2 separate regions of the Homo sapiens genome follow, and region 1 is linked to region 2. Evidence: chromatin contacts called from ENCODE Hi-C or POLR2A ChIA-PET data. All regions are on one chromosome and are shown on one strand. Each heading gives the region's core, a stretch centred on a gene start or an enhancer-like site at or near the end of the contact. The rest is flanking DNA. Distances are from core to core; before and after follow the strand shown.

Region 1 (3,830 bases), core at 776-3,275, 38 kb before region 2:
TGGTACCCACCTGGTTGCCTGACTTCCTCACTGCCCTCTGATCCCACACTCTTTCCCAAAGTTGTCCTCGATAGTCCTGGCACCAGCCTGGGCTCCCACCATTCCTGCTCCGGGGAGCACTGTGTGCCCATCTCACCTGGGAAGACCCTACTTGTCCTTCCAGGCCCACGTCAAATGCCCCCTCTGTACCGACAGCGTATTCACAGACAATGATTCACTCTTGTGCTGAGCTCTGCACTGGAGGCTTCAGGACCTAAGCGCCCTTCTTTGCACCCTAACTTTAAGAAAATTGTCCTTATTTTACAGACGCAAAAGCTCACCAGGTGAGGGGATCTGTCTGTTGTCCACCTGGGCCCACTGATGGGGTGACCTTGAGCAAGTCAGGGCACCTCTCTGAAACAGGACAAGCCTCTGGCTTTGTCTACAGTCCCATGGTGCCAGGGATCCTCTAGAGACCTGTGCTGGGCCTGGGGAACAAGTGGCCCAGCAAGCCTCAGGCTGTCCCAGGACACTTTTGTCCTGGCACGATCACTGGTCTCAAACGTGTCTCAGGGTGGGGTGTGGGGCTGAAGAGAGCCCCAATCTCACTTCTGAGGTGAGGTGAGTTGGGGATGCTGGGTATGGAAGGATCTAGAAGCCCAAAGGAGGCTGGAGAGGGCGTGTAGTCTTGTGGCACAGGTCTCGGGCTTCCTTCTTTTTTTTTTTTTTTTTTTTTGAGACAGAGTCTCGCTCTGTTGCCCAGGCTGGAGTGCAGTGGCATGATCTTGGCTCAGTGCAACCTCCGCTTCATGGGTTCAAGTGATTTGCCTCCCTTAGCCTCCTGAGTAGCTGGGATTATAGGTGCGTGCCACCACACCGGGATAATTTTTGTATTTCTAGTAGAGATGGGGTTTCACCATGTTGGTCAGGCTGGTCTTGAACGCCTGACCTCATGATCCGCCCACCTGGGTCTCCCAAAGTGCTGGGATTATAGGCGTGAGCCACCGTGCCCAGACTGGGCTTCCTTCTTACTAAACAATCTTAAAATCACCAAAGAAAATGATTCCATTTTCTTGATACTTTGCACAGTGCTGCAAATAACAGTGACACTGTCTTTTAAAAAACAAACAAACAATCAAACAAACAATTTCCTCTTGGGCCCTGGCTCGAGGGCTTGGTTGCTTGGACCCTTTGTGAAGTTGGGGCTTTTGCGAGGCTGAAACTCCACTAGCCCTGAGTGAGCCTAAGGGGTCAGGGGAGGGGTTCCCAGCCCAGTGGGAAGAGCAGACCCTTCGCCTCCGCTCAGATCTGGGGTGCGTGCTCAAGTCCTGCGGGTGGAGGTGTCCTACAGCTCCTTCCGGCATGAAATCCCTGTGATTTCCCTATTTTGAGGCAGGGGTCCATGAGGACAAAGTCACTCTTGGCCACAAATAGGCTCTGTTCACAGAGCGACAGGCACAGACGTCGGGCGGCAGGGTCCCTGGCGGCCCCCAGAGCCTGAGAGGAGCCTCTCCTCTGGGAGGCAGGAAGAGAAAAACAGCCCAGCGGCCACGCTGCCCCTTCCTCCCAGAAGAGGACGTGGCAGGAAGCAAGAGCGGTGCCAGCGGGGAGCTCGAGCCATCTCTGTGGGCTGAACCGGGACCCCCAGATGCCCACGTTGAAGTCCTAACCCCCGGACCTCGGCAAGTGACTGTGTTCGGAGACGGGGCCTTCAAAGGTGTCGTTATGGTAAAGCAAGGTGATCTGGAGGGTGGGTCCTCATCCAGTCTGACTGGTGTCAGAAAAAGGGGAAATGTGGACACAGAGACAACCCCAGACAATCCCCCGTCTGTGTGTTTTGTCGTGGCAGCATGGGAAACCAGAGGGAACCCAACATGAAGACGCGGGAGAAGATGGCGACTTAGATGCCAGGAGAGGGGCCCTGGGACGGGTCCTTCCTTGCAGCCTCAGAAGGAGCCAGCCCTGCCCGCACCTTGATCTGGGACTTCTGGCCTCCAGAACTGTGGGAGGATGCACATCTGCCAGTCCAGCCCCCATCTGTGTGCTCTGTCGTGGGAGCATGGGAAACCAGCAGGAGCACTTCTCAGCTTACAGTGCAGGTCCGTCCTGATGAACCCGGGGCAAGCTCGTGACATCACTAAGTTGAGACTTCACTGACTTCACCTAACCTAGCGACCATCACAGCTCAGCCCAGCCTACCGGAAACATGCTCAGAACACCTACGCCAGCCTACAGCTGGGCACACACATCTAACGCAAAGCCTGTTTTATAATACAATGTTGACCGTCTCACGTAAGAGTACTGTACCGCAGATTGCTAGCTCAGAGAAAGATCGAAATTCAAAATTCAAAGTATGGTTTCTACTGAATGCATATTGTTTTTGCAACATTATAAAATCAAAAAACGATAGTCCAATCATGGTAAGTGGGGGCCTGTCCACACGCCATCCCTGCAGGTGGGAAGAGCCAGAGCTGGCCTCAGAGCCCAGCTGGGGACTGGCTGGCTCCCTGGTCACTTCCCCGAGCCTGTTTTCCATCTGCAAAGTGGGACACTGATCCTACCCAAGGCTGGGCTTTTGGAGAACGGTGATGTGACGGTGACCACACGGGGCTGGCAGGAGTTTGTGTGAGTGTCAGGTGGGGGCTTCCTTCCAGGGGCAGAGCTGGGAGAGACGGTACTGGGCAGCCACCCCCGCTCAGGCTGGCTGTGGGCTCCGGGCAGACGCCAGCCCAGCTCCTGCTGCTTCCAGGACTCTCCAGGCCTCCAGTCGCTGGCCCAGGCGCCCCCGGCACCCACATTCCTGGAGGGTGTTATTCCATCACCAGAAGAGTGCAGCCGTTCCAGAGCGAGGAGCATCTGAGGAGCTCATGGGAGGTGTCCCGGAGGGTCAGGGCTCAGAGCATGTACACTGACTCCCCTGCCACCCCCCACACAGAGGCAGACAGGGCGGCCCAGCCCAGGTCACGCAGCAAGTCTGTGGCCAGGCCAACACCAAGGCTCGGGTCTGCAGGCTCCCAGCCCAGGGCTTGTCCCCCAGGGTCTCATTGCCTTGAGCCAGAGTGGCCACGCTGGTCCAACAGGTGACCTCCTCTAGGCCTTCAGCGTACAGCAGATGCCCAGTGAATATTTCTCAAATCTAATAGGAAACAGGAAATGCGCTGAGTGACTGCAGGGCACTGTCCAGTGGATGGGGGGGTGATGATGAATAACCCATGTCACATCATCTTTCAGTTCCTGTGTCCAGGCAAACACCAGGGACTGCACTCAGCACCTCCACCCACAACCCAGGTCACAGAGCTGCAAATGGCAAAACCACACAGTTGGGCACCGGACCCAGACCTGCCCAGACCTCAAGCCAGCTCTCAACTCCCTCTCTGGGAGGAGCTGAGGGGCTGAGCTAGTCCCACCAGGGACCCCACTCTCTCTCCAGGCAGCTGCTGTGGTACATGTCCCCAGTGCAGGGACCTGGCAGGCTAGGGGACCTGACAATATGCCCCCAAGCATATACTGGCCACACCTCAGCTGCAACCCACTCCTCCCCAGGCCTTTGAAGATGGGGCCACAGCCTTGACCTGGAGACACCACACCAGCCTGGATGGGGAGTCTCGCTGCCCCCTGTGCATCTCCATCATATCCGAATGGCCTGGTAAGGATGGCCACAGAGAGCTGGAGAGGTCCCCCACTTTGTCCTCGGCTCCCATCCTCCATTTCCCAGGGGACACCCTCTGTCCTGGTCCATGTGGGCTGCCAGAACAATACCAGATGTGGTGGCTTAAAAGACTGACACTTATCTCCCACAGTTCTGGAGCCTAAGAGTCTGATATTAGGGCAGCAGCATGCTCGGTCCCTGG
Region 2 (3,478 bases), core at 666-3,165:
AGGGCTGGGCAGGGGCGACAGGTGGCCCGGAGAGCACACATTGCCAGTTCCAAAGGGCTGGATTGATTCAGAGGGTCTGAGCTGAGCTGGCCACCCAGCAATGACCATCCCAAACTACCGAGGGCCTCCCAGGTGTGGGGCTCTTCATGTTGTACCTTGTCCCCTCCAGGCAACCAATGCTACTGCTCTTACAGGTCAGGAAGCCAAGCTCTGGAAGGTGCCACCTATGCCTAAGACCACCAGGCAGTCACCATGGTTCAAACCCCAGTCTCTGCCCCCAACTGCCCCAGTGCCCCCACACCCCTTCTCGTCAGATGCAGAGGAGAGATGCCAGCACTGCTTCTGAGGCTCTCCCTGATGACAGGGGGGACCACAGGTATCAATTATGGCCACAAGAAGCATAAAATTACTCTGTGTGCACCCAGCCATTATCCCCACCTGCCATTAGATAAATGTGTCTGGAGGTTCTGCCAAGTCTCAGGGTGCCCTGCTCCCCAGCCACTCCCAGATAACTAGGTTGGCCATTTCAGAAATCCTCTTCCAAAGGGTTCTGCCTCTGACCTCCCCAACCGCCTGCCATTGCTCTCAGCTACTCCCAAAGGCTCCCGGCAACGCCGTCCCTCCTTCCTTGGATTGGAGGGGGAGGGAGACAATCTCCCCAGGGAGGGGAGTCCCTGGCCCTTAGCCCCCGCCCCCTTCTAGGCCTACAGCCCACAGGAAGCTCTTACTAAATTCACATTCTCTCCCCAGTCCGATCTCCCTCAGGGGAAGCGGCTGTCCCCATTGGTTTCTGCACCATGGCCAAGGGCCATACTGCAGTCCCTGGCGCGACAGGCTTAGAGGAAAGAGCACAAGAGTCAGTGAGCCCGGGGTTCGAATCCCCGCCCCCCCTTCCTGAGCCAAGCAAGTGACTCAAGCCTGGTGCGCCTCGGGTCACACCCTGAAAAATGGGGTGACAGCCCTTCCCTGCCGGGAATGCAACGACAAGCCCTCAGCCCGGTGCGGGCCCCAGGAGGCTCTCAGATCCGGGCATCCTCAGGCCGCCTCCAGGGCTCACCGCCAAGGGCTCCAGTTCTAGGTCTCAGTTTCCCCAACAGCACAAGGCGCGGCTGGGCTCCAGCGCTGTGGGATTTTTCCAGCCCCGCACAGAGGCTGTCAGATCCCGGAGGGTGGGTGCGGCGGGAAAGGCAGGGGTGCGACGCGCAGGGGCGAGGGGCTGGAGACGCGCAGAGATCGGGTCGGGGCCGGGTCTGACACATGCGGGCTCCGGGTCCCCAGATCTGCTGCGGAGAGTCCTGGGCGCCGAGGGTCGGCCTGACGCCCCCAACCCAGGCGCTGCCAGAGCGGCGCAAGGGCGGCGCCCCCAGCTGCAAAGCCCCGCCTATCATCTCACCTCTGCGTGCCTAGGTCTGCTGGGGCCCCGGCCCTTCGCCCGGACCCCAGGCCCCCGCGCGGACCCTGACCGCTTTCTGCAGCCTGGAACAACCCGGACCCCCGTGAGAAGCAAAGAAGGGGCGCCTTCCAGACATCCTGGCGCAGCCACGCCGGCCGGCGCGCTGGGAAAGGATCCCCGGCCCGCGCCACTGAGCTACGCGCTCCGGGCGCAGGGCAGAGGGCTGCGCTCTGGCCCCTCGGGGCTGCAAAATCCTGGAGCAAAAGTTGGGTGGAGCCGCTGGGTGATTTTCCCCGGCGTTGCAGGTGCAGCCTCCGAATGCCACCCAGCCCTTGCGGCGCCGCGAGCCAGCGCGGGGACCCGTTGGTCCCTCGGTCCCCAGCACCCACCTGCACTCATCTCAGCAGCCGCTCGGAGTCGGGGCGGCCCGGCGCTGCGACAGCCAGACCCTCGGGCCCGCAGGTGCCGCGCCCGCGCTATCCTCCGCCCGCCCGCCGGCTCCGCGCCCGCTCCTTGCGCACACGCCAGGCAGCGCCGCCGCAGCCCCACGGCGCGCAGGCCACGCCCGTGCCACGCCCACTCTCACGCCCCTCCTGGCGGCCCCGCCCCGCGCCCCCGCTGCCGCCCGGGAGCACCCTGGGAAGTGTAGGCACCTCGACGCCACCGCTCCGCCTGGCTCCCCAGCTGCGGGGCGATCGGACTACAAGTCCCAGCACGCTTCGCGGCCAGCGCAGGCGCAGACGGGCGACGGCGGCTGAGGCCTTTCGCAATCGTTCTTAGATCTCTGCAGAGCTGTCGCCACGGCCTGAGGGGCGACGTGGGGACTGCCGCTCACGGAATCCGGGAGTCGCTAGGAGAGCGGCGCAGGGAAAAGCGAGCTTGGTGCAGCTCTTCTTGAGTAGTCGAGCTACAAGGCGCCTGAAGACCTTCTGGGCCAACTCTTCTTTACCAGTTTACAGAGAGGGAAACTGAGGCGGGGGCGGTGCTCGGGCAGGATTAGCCCGCATCCGTCGGCGAGGCTTGCACTGGTGGGGATTCGTGCGCAGGTTTCCTGCCTCCGGGCTTGGGCTGTCCGCGCCTCGCCACCCACCCCAGGCTCCCGTCGCTCCTCGCCGGCTGGCGCCCAGCTGGGGGGTGCACCGGGAGAGGTGGCGCGGCTCACTTCGGCGCAGTCCCCGGCCCCAGCCTCCACGGTGACCGGCTACCCTGTGACATCAGGCGCCCAGCACAGGGCCTGGACGCGGGTGCAGGAGAGGGAGTCAGGGAACGGGGAGGAGCAGGGGTCCCCACTGTGTGCCTGGTGCGACAAAAGGCGAGCTGCAGAGAGGTCGGGAGGAGCCGGCAAACACAAGGATGCCCACCAGGCGCGGAGGGCCTGGGCTGGAGGAGCATTTAGGATGCAGAATCGCGGGAACCTGGCATGGAGAGAGAGGCCAAGGACTTTTGGCTTGGGCCAGGGCTGTTTGGAGATGCTTTCAACAAGTGGAAGAAGATTGGGCACAGAAAATGTAGACTGAATGGAACACTGAGGCAGGAGCAGGTACTCCTCCCCCTCCCTCAGCAGCAGCCATCTCCCCCAAGAGGGGCCAGGATGGGAGGCCAGGAGTACAGTGGCTCAGTGGGGGAGCTGAAGTCCTGGGGAACCAGCCAAGCCCCACACACCCTAGAAATCCAGGAGGCCCAGCTAGGTGATTCTGCCCGCAGCCGCAGGGTTCCCATGCCAGTCCACTGGGATCTTGTGCCATGTAATTGAGGGGGCGCCAGATCTAAGGATCAGTGAACTAATGTGTGCCATGACCCAGTGTGAGTTGAGATCAATAAATGTCTTTGCTTTGCTATTATTATTCTCTGTGGCTAACATAGGGCCTGGCACAGAGCAGGCAGTCTGCAAATATCTGTTGAATAAACGGAGAGAAGGATAGAGGGGAGGGGAGAGTGCTGGCACCTGGCACTCCTGGATCATAGCCTGAGAGGTAGGCCAGGCACCCACCTGCCGTAGGTACACCCTGCTGCCACTTGCCCTCTAAGGAGCTCTCGGTCAGGCTCCCCCGCAGCCTCTGTTTCCTCCCTCTGTTTCCAAAGGCT

What was found. Hi-C counts contacts between places; a loop is a spot of excess contacts on that map. ChIA-PET counts read pairs that join two places held with the same protein, here RNA polymerase II (POLR2A). Pooled maps may share reads with other maps.
Region 1: a map of psoas muscle shows a loop between it and region 2 (2.2-fold over the local background). The contact joins the enhancer-like site here to the promoter of ABLIM2 in region 2. A Hi-C loop is called at or near these places in 7 of 168 maps with a recorded cell type or tissue (OCI-LY7, cardiac septum, endothelial cell of hepatic sinusoid and 3 more) and 6 of 50 pooled maps. POLR2A ChIA-PET finds 5 or more read pairs at or near these places in 5 of 52 experiments (H1, OCI-LY7, SK-N-SH and 2 more).

What each region holds. Positions count from the first base shown.
Region 1 is chr4:8,118,631-8,122,460 of GRCh38, forward strand. The region is part of intron 1 of ABLIM2 (actin binding LIM protein family member 2); the gene reads right to left. Among named protein-coding and RNA genes, the nearest start is that of ABLIM2, 38 kb to the right of the region's middle. Within about 2 kb of position 2,026, at least 2 of the 41 ENCODE cell types and tissues checked have a DNase peak (open chromatin) inside an H3K27ac peak, as active enhancers do; they include gastrocnemius medialis, where a contact is called at or near this core.
Region 2 is chr4:8,156,898-8,160,375 of GRCh38, forward strand. It overlaps ABLIM2 (actin binding LIM protein family member 2), which reads right to left and starts at 1,916. Exons shown (of 21, transcript NM_001130083.2): 1 at 1,783-1,916. The coding sequence starts at 1,792. RefSeq lists silencers at 1,633-2,122, 2,463-2,522.